Linked DNA regions of Homo sapiens: region 2 is linked to region 1. A link is an interaction called in ENCODE POLR2A ChIA-PET data of the cell type or tissue named here. Cell type or tissue: B cell. All regions are shown on one strand. Links, peaks and the distances in the headings refer to the core of each region. The heading gives the core; the rest is flanking DNA.

Evidence for each region. Peaks named below come from ENCODE experiments on the same cell type or tissue, not always from the same donor. Only the 100,000 strongest peaks of a DNase experiment are listed, where the experiment ranks them.
Region 2: POLR2A ChIA-PET joins it to region 1 with 5 read pairs; 3 of 35 experiments call an interaction of 5 or more read pairs at or near these places.

Annotation. Positions count from the first base shown.
Region 1 is chr5:56,891,500-56,895,902 of GRCh38, forward strand. MAP3K1 (mitogen-activated protein kinase kinase kinase 1) reads left to right here. Exons shown (of 20, transcript NM_005921.2): 20 at 2,032-4,403. The coding sequence ends at 2,181. Among named protein-coding and RNA genes, the nearest start is that of SETD9, 16 kb to the right of the region's middle. In B cell, for the core only: no CTCF peak of the experiment used is centred there; a DNase peak (open chromatin) is centred at 2,168; H3K27ac peaks cover 1,867 bases.
Region 2 is chr5:57,252,915-57,257,317 of GRCh38, forward strand. All of the region lies in intron 10 of GPBP1 (GC-rich promoter binding protein 1), which reads left to right. Among named protein-coding and RNA genes, the nearest start is that of GPBP1, 81 kb to the left of the region's middle. In B cell, for the core only: no CTCF peak of the experiment used is centred there; no DNase peak of the experiment used is centred there.

The sequences.
Region 1 (4,403 bases), core at 101-4,100:
CTGATGGTAGTTTCTTTTGCTCTGCAGAAGCGCTTTAGTTTAATTAGATCCCATTTGTCAATTTTGGCTTTTGTTGCCATTGCTTTTGGTGTTTTAGACATGAAGTCCTTGCCCATGCCTATGTCCTGAATGGTATTGCCTAGGTTTTCTTCTAGGGTTTTTATGGTTTTAGGTCTAACATTTAAGTCTTTAATCCATCTTGAATTTTTTTATAAGGTGTAAGGAAGGGATCCAGTTTCAGCTTTCTACATATGGCTAGCCAGTTTTCCCAGAACCATTTCTTAAATAGGGAATCATTTCCCCATTTCTTGTTTTTGTCAGGTTTGTCAAAGATCAGATGGTTGTAGATGTGTGGGATTATTTCTGAGGGCCCTATTCTGTTCCATTGGTCTATATCTCTGTTTTGGCACCAGTACCATGCTGTTTTGGTTACTGTAGCCTTGTAGTATAGTTTGAAGTCAGGTAGCATGATGCCTCCAGCTTTGTTCTTTTGGCTTAGGATTGACTTGGCAATGTGGGCTCTTTTTTGGTTCCATATGAACTTAAGTAGTTTTTTCCAATTCTGTGAAGAAAGTCATTGGTAGCTTGATGGGGACGGCATTGAATCTATGAATTACCTTGGGCAGTATGGCCATTTTCACGATATCGATTCTTCCTATCCATGAGCATGGAATGTTCTTCCATTTGTTTGTGTCCTCTTTTATTTCATTGAGCACTGGTTTGTAGTTCTTGAAGAGGTCCTTCACATCCCTTGTAAGTTGGATTCCTAGGTATTTTATTCTCTTTGAAGCAATTGTGAATGGGAGTTCACTCATGATTTGGCTGTTTGTCTGTTATTGGTGTATAAGAATGCTTGTGATTTTTGCACATTGATTTTGTATCCTGAGACTTTGCTGAAGTTGCTTATCAGCTTAATGAAACTGAAGAATGCTAAAGACAAGAAGGAACCAAAGAGAAAAGACAAATTACAAGAAAAAAAATTGATAACAATTATATGGATAACAGAATACAGCAGCAACAAGAGAATTCAAAAGACAAATTGTACCTTCTAGTGATTGAAATAAAATAACAGTTAACCTAGGATTTCATAGCTAGCTAAATGATCATCAAAAAATAAGAATGAAATAGAGATATTTTCAGACACATGAGAATTGTGGAAGTTTACCTTCAGCAGACACTCACTGAAAAAAATTATTTTTAGGAATGCATTTCAAGAAGAAGAAAATTGATACCACAAATAGGGAGATATGCAAGAAAGACACTATCTCTGCCTGGAGTCAGCTCTGATTCATAATGGGTGCTCAAAAATTGTTAGAAAACTAATACTTTTTTTTATATATGACTTGAAATTAAAATATGGTTATTGCAGCACAAATTTTAGAATGTAAAGAGTGTATCACAATTTAAAAATAATTATCAGATTTTGAATTTTTTTAGAAAAACTACAAATAAGACCAAATAAAATTTCTTTTTTTTTAAAAAAAAAGTATTCAGACTTACAATTTGTTTATAAAAAAGTTATTCTTCATAGTGTATTTGATACTAAGAATCAGAATTTGTCCAACACGGAAGGAAAAAAACAATGCAGTTGTGTTTTCTATGTATTAAATTGACTCTTCAGTTTTAGTCTTTCTTAATCTAAATAGCTCTGTATGCTGAAGAAATAGAAAACGTGCAGTAAGAACAAACCATCTCGGAGATTGAATATGAGGACAGCAGAATTCATTTGAGTGAATACTTTATCTACCTGAACATTTTGATGTACTTAGCCTTGTTGATGTAAATAATAAGGAATAGGATATATTTGATCAAATCCTAAAATCCTAAAATTTGAAAGATTGTTAGAGAAAACCTCCCATCCAGTGGATGAATTTTTTCATAGACTTTTTGATAGCAGAAAATCCTCCCACTTCTGCTTCAGTTCCTCTCTGTTCAGGATGTAAATGTAAGGGTTATGAGGTCTATGCACATGTGTTTCTGTATCAGAAGTTACAGTTGTGCAAAGCTTCAACACTGGCTTTTTCTCCACAGATTGCTAGTGCAACTACTGCTCCATCGATCCCTTCACATTTGTCTCCTGGTTTACGAGATGTGGCTCTTCGTTGTTTAGAACTTCAACCTCAGGACAGACCTCCATCAAGAGAGCTACTGAAGCATCCAGTCTTTCGTACTACATGGTAGCCAATTATGCAGATCAACTACAGTAGAAACAGGATGCTCAACAAGAGAAAAAAAACTTGTGGGGAACCACATTGATATTCTACTGGCCATGATGCCACTGAACAGCTATGAACGAGGCCAGTGGGGAACCCTTACCTAAGTATGTGATTGACAAATCATGATCTGTACCTAAGCTCAGTATGCAAAAGCCCAAACTAGTGCAGAAACTGTAAACTGTGCCTTTCAAAGAACTGGCCCTAGGTGAACAGGAAAACAATGAAGTTTGCATGACTAAATTGCAGAAGCATAATTTTATTTTTTTGGAGCACTTTTTCAGCAATATTAGCGGCTGAGGGGCTCAGGATCTATTTTAATATTTCAATTATTCTTCCATTTCATATAGTGATCACAAGCAGGGGGTTCTGCAATTCCGTTCAAATTTTTTGTCACTGGCTATAAAATCAGTATCTGCCTCTTTTAGGTCAGAGTATGCTATGAGTAGCAATACATACATATATTTTTAAAAGTTGATACTTCTTTATGACCCACAGTTGACCTTTATTTTCTTAAATACCAGGGCAGTTGTGGCTCATTGTGCATTTTACTGTTGGCCCATTCATTTCGTTTTTGGAAATTATGGTTTTGTATTTTCATGTTTATTTACATTCATTTTTGTTTATTCAGGGAAAGCTGATCTTTTTTTCAAACCAGAAAAAAAAAATGAACTAGATATGAAGTAGAGTTCATTAAATATCTTGCTATTGTCAGAGTTTTTAAAATATAGACTTAATTTTGTTTTTTTAAATTGGAATACAATAAAGTACTACCTACATTTGAGTCAGTCACCACTCTTATTGTGCAGGTTAAGTACAAGTTAACTAAAAATAAACTGTCCTCTCTGGTGCAACTCACAACCAAGATCAAGATTACCTTAAAATTTATTTGAATTTTTTAGATGTTTTGGTTGTCAAACTGTAGGAAACTTCACAACATTTAAGTCTTACTCTGTATGTAACAATCCATCATTCACCTTCACTACTGGTAGTAACATAGAGCTGCCATTTTCCTTTTACCATGCATCATCTCTTTACAGTAGGCCTGGCAGATCATTTTTTAAAAAGATTATTCAACTACCAATCAGTAATGTTTTTAAACAGTACATTTGCTTTGAACTTGGAAAATGTGTTCAGAAAGAAAAATGGAATTGAATTTCATTTATACACTAATTCCTTGGATTTTGCACAGTTACCTAACGGTTTTAGTCTGGAGTTAAATTCAGATGCATGGAATCCTGAAGGAAAATGGTAGCTTTTTAATCTTTTTGTGTGTGTGTGAGTCTTTTAAATCAAGTACTGATTAACTATTAAGTACAACTTTGAGATTTTAGTTTTAACTCTTCAGAAGCCAGTGTGAAATAGAATTGGTTATTCTCAAAGACTCAGGATAAACTAAATAAGCTATATATAGAGTACATTTAAAATGTACAACACAAATTGGAAATAAAATAAGTTACAAGATAAGTTTACAGGGATATATTGCTTACAATTTTTAAAAGGCAGTTTGTTTTTTATGTGAATATGTTTCTTAGTGAAATTTTACATTCCTTTGTTTTGGAAGATTGGCGATATTTGAAGAGTTAAAAATAGTACAGAAATGTGAAGTTTGGTATCTCTAAATGTGTTGTACTTGACTTTCTTTTTTATTTTGTTTTTTTTTTTTTTTGACTACTTAGAATTTTCACAATTCTAATAAGATTGTTTCCAAGTCTCTCATGTGCAAGCTTTAAAGGATGCACTCTTGCCATTTTATGTACTGGAAGATCATTGGTCAGATGAATACTGTGTCTGACAAAAATGTAAACTGTATAAACTGAGGAACCTCAGCTAATCAGTATTACTTTGTAGATCACCATGCCCACCACATTTCAAACTCAAACTATCTGTAGATTTCAAAATCCATTGTGTTTGAGTTTGTTTGCAGTTCCCTCAGCTTGCTGGTAATTGTGGTGTTTTGTTTTTTGTTTTGTTTTCAATGCAAATGTGATGTAATATTCTTATTTTCTTTGGATCAAAGCTGGACTGGAAATTGTATCGTGTAATTATTTTTGTGTTCTTAATGTTATTTGGTACTCAAGTTGTAAATAACGTCTACTACTGTTTATTCCAGTTTCTACTACCTCAGGTGTCCTATAGATTTTTCTTCTACCAAAGTTCACTTTCACAATGAAATTATATTTGCTGTGT
Region 2 (4,403 bases), core at 227-4,226, 360 kb after region 1:
GCCAGGCTGTTCTCGAATTCCTGACCTCAAGTGATCCACCTGCCTCAGCCTCCCAAAGTGCTAGGATTACAGGTGTGAGCCACCACTCCCAGCCTGCTGTAAACTTTTAACAGCACTTTTTGCTTCCATCAGTATAGTCTAAAGCGTTTTAAAAAATAGTGATCTCTTAAGTGGTTTAGTCTTAGAATTGAAGAGTATTCATATCTAGAATTTATTTTTGTTTTTTTGTAGTTAAAAGCAGGTATTTTTGCAGAAATGACATACCCTTACTGTATTCCTTAAATAACCACATGGTTCGGCATAACTAAAAGATGTTGAAAACTACGAAAGCAAAGAAAGTTAATAGTTTATACCCTTAGATTATCATATTATTATTCTGTAATTGCTTTGTATAAACTGATTTTTTTTTAACTTAAAAAGTCTTACATCTTCTAAGAGCAAGCTTAGGGCTAAGTTACATTTATTAACAGCCCAGTTGATTGACTTGACTTTTTGCCAGTTCTAGAACCTCATTTAATTCTAAGACAGTGGAAAACTGGGTTATATCTCCTCTTGGATAACTTTTGTGGAATTTATTTATAATTTCAACTTCTATTTTAATTAAGAACATAAGCTACATGAGGCCAAACATTTTGTCCATCTTGTTCACTATATCTAGCACCTAGAATGGTGCTTGGCACATTACTTTGCTTAAATTTGTTAAATGAATGAGGGAAGTAAATATTGCAGTATTTTTCTACCTGTTATGTAAATCTGTAGTTTTTTTGAGGAATATTTTAATTTTACTTTTTATTTCTAATTTTTTCAAATGTTTTAATAGTTTATATTTCTCCTGCCAAGGGTTATGGCTGCCCCCTTAAAAACAAAAAACAAAAAAAACATAGAGATGAGCTCTCACTGTGTCACTGTGTTTCCCAGGCTGATCTCAAAAACTCCTGGACTCAAGTGATACTCCTGCCTCAGCCTCCCAGAGGGCTGGGAGTAGAGGCGTGAGCCACGACACCTGGCTAGATCTTCTTTCGTTCTTTTCTTTCTTTTTTTGAGGCAGGGTCTTATTCCATTGTCCAGCCTGGAGTGCAGTGGCACAGTGATGGTTCACTGATACCACTCAAATGATGCTCCTGCCTCAGCCATTGGAACAGCTGGGATTACAGGTGTGTACCACCATGCCTGGCTAACTTCTGTATTTTTTGTAGAGATGGGGTTTCGCCATGTTGCCCAGGCTGGTCTCAAACTCTTGGGCTCAAGCGATCCTCCTGCCTTGGCCTCCCAGAGTGCTGGGATTACAGCCACCATGCCCAGCCCTTCCCCACGCCCCTCGCTTTTTTTCCCTTAGATTGCTCCTTCAGAATAAATCTTTATCTTTCTGTCTTTAATCATATATTATTACTTTATCTTCGTGGTTACTTTTGTTTCCCTTCTCCAAATCATGTCCTGTTTTGCTTCTTAAATGTGGCTGTAACTATTGTATGTGAATGTGTAGGCATTTAATTTTGTAGGCTGGGCGTTGTGGCTCACACCTGTAATCCCAGCACTTTGGAAGGCTAAGGTGGGTGGGTCACTTGAGGTCAGGAATTCAAGACCAGCCTGGCCAACATGGTGAAACCCTGTCTCTACTGAAAATACAAAAATTAGCTGGGCATGGTGGTGCATGCGTGTAATCCGAGCTATTCAGATGGCTGAGGCATGAGAATCACTTGAATCTGGGAGGCAGAGGTTGCAGTGAGCCGAGATCGTGCCATTGCACTCCAGCCTGGATGACAGAGTGAGACTGTCTCAAAAAAAAAAAAAAAAAGAGTAAGTTTTGTATTTGGACCTTTCTCCTAAAATAATTTATTGGGCTGATGATAATTGCATTTGAGAATTAATTTAGCTAGATTAATTTATAACTAACTTAATCAGATATCTATAAATTCACTTGTTTAGACAAAGTATAATTTATTGTACATTTAATGTGAACAGATGAATAAATAACCACACTATTTTTATTGCCTCCCAAATTGTGGAACTTCATGCTACCACATAATACAGTTTATGACTTGTGACTAACAGGCTTGAGTGATGGCTGAAATGTCAAATACAGAAAAAATTTAGCAAACATGAATTCTTTTTTAAAAAGATTAACATAAACAGATATTTCAGAATTTTTTTGATCATTCTAATGAATCACCTTGTTTTTCCCCCTCTGCCATTTGAAGCCACTATTCTATAGTATGGATATAAATTGTGAAACTGTTTTCCTGTGATCAAGATTTATGTGTGTTCACGTCCTCTCTCTCTTCTCTCCCCTTCTCTTTCCCTTTCTCTCCCCTTTCCTCTCCTCCCCTCTTCCTCTCTTTCCTTTCCTCTTCCCCCTCTTATTCCAAATAATGCTGTTATCAGCATCCTTGTATTTATATTCTTGAATATTTGTGTAAATGTGTAGGTAACAGATTACTAGGAGTGAATTTGATTGGTCAGATGGCATACATATTTAAAATAATCAGCTACTGCCATGTTACCCAAAAACATTCTGATAATTTGCACTCTCACCAATGATCATTGAAATATTTCTAGTCACACAATTGGTAGAAAGGGAAAAGGCCTGTGTGTAGAAAGGAGAATAAAACACAAACATATCAGATATTCTAATGATAGTAAAAGATGAATGTTACCTCTTAAGGAGATAGAGCATAGGCAGTAAAAGAATACAGATAAAAGATTTTTTTAACTCCTAGAATCTATTCATTAAGGCCATAGTGAGAAAGTTGTCACCTAATATCTTGTCTTCTGATTTCCCTTCAGTACTTAGTAGCAAAAAAACAGTTGGCCCATACCTTTAGAAAATGTTTCTTATAACCCCTAATAGACATATCTAATGTTTAATTATATTTTTTTAATCTGCAGAGCAGATGTTTAGTGCAGGAAGCATTTTGATGGTTCTTCTTTCATTTAGGAAGACTTGTGGAAGAGAGACTTTAGTTTCATAACTTGACAGAATTTGGTTCTCTGTGACTACTAACAGGAGAAAATGGAGAGGATGAGATTTAGAAACTAAGGCAAATCAAGATGAAAACATCCGGCTGGGGACAATGACTCACGCCTATAATCCCAGCACTTTGGGAGGCTGAGGCAGGTGGGTCACTTAGGCCAGGAGTTTGAGACCAGCCTGGCCAACATGGTGAAACCCCATCTCTACTAAAAATACAAAAATTAGCTAGGCGTGGTGGCGTGTTCCTGTATTCTCAACTACTGAGGAGGCTGAAGCACAAGAATCTCTGGAACCTAGGAGGTGAGGTGGCAGTGAGCTGAGATCGCACCACTGAACTCTAGCCTGGACGGCAGAGCAAGACTCCATTCTCAAAAAATAAAAAATAAAAGACAAAAACATCCTAAATTGGAGTAAGCTCTAGAGGGAGGGGGAAAAAAAAACACCCCATACTGCATGAAGAGATAGTATCAGTGATGACCTACTTGAATGATTATTTTAGTATATATGTTTTAATTTTTTTTGAGACTTTATAGATTACATTGTTTTCGTCTTTTTAAAACAGTGGATACTTTTCTTTTATATTTAGGTTACTTTAAAAGTTTTAACCAAGTTTTTTTCCCTTAAACCATATAGTTTAAACTATAAAAAGAGAGAGTTATGCATACGAATACCATTATCTAGTGTGGACATGAAGATGAAGGGGGCAAACAATAAGAACATTTTGTTATTTGCCAAGAATAGAATAAAATTGTGGATTCAAGATTTCAGATTTGGTAGCCGCTAGTTGGAATAGAGGGATAGTTTTATAGAAATGTTGCACTTGCTGAAAAAGATCCTAAGACAAGTAAAGGGGCTAGTTGATATGAAACTGTTTTTATTTAAATTTCTTAGTTTGAGTTTCCTTGACTGTTTAAGTAGAATATGTGTTTGTAAATGTTTCAAAGACGTATATCAATACCTTTTTCCCCACTCTTAAGCTAAGAGAGTTAATGGCTTTTAGATTTTAGGGGTTTTTTTCCCTGTCAAAATGGAATGTTACTTCTTTTCCATTGCTTCATATTTTCTGTAAACTTTGTGACTTCTTAAGTTATATACATATAAATACTCATATTAGTTGAATTCAATAATATGGGGCAGTGATAGTTTTTGTTTTTGTTTTTTTTTTGAGATGGAGTTTCACTCTTGTCACACAGGCTGGAGTACCGTGGTGTGACCTCTGCTCACTGCAACCTCCACCTCCCGGGTTCAAGTGATTCTCCTGCCTCGGCCTCCCGGAATAGCTGGGATTACAGGCACCCGCCACAACACCTGGCTAATTTTTTGTATTTTTAATAGAGACGAGGTTTCACCATGTTGGCCAGGCTGGTCTCGAACTCCTGACCTCAGGTGATCCACCGCCTTGGCCTCCCAAAGTGCTGGGATTACAGGCGTG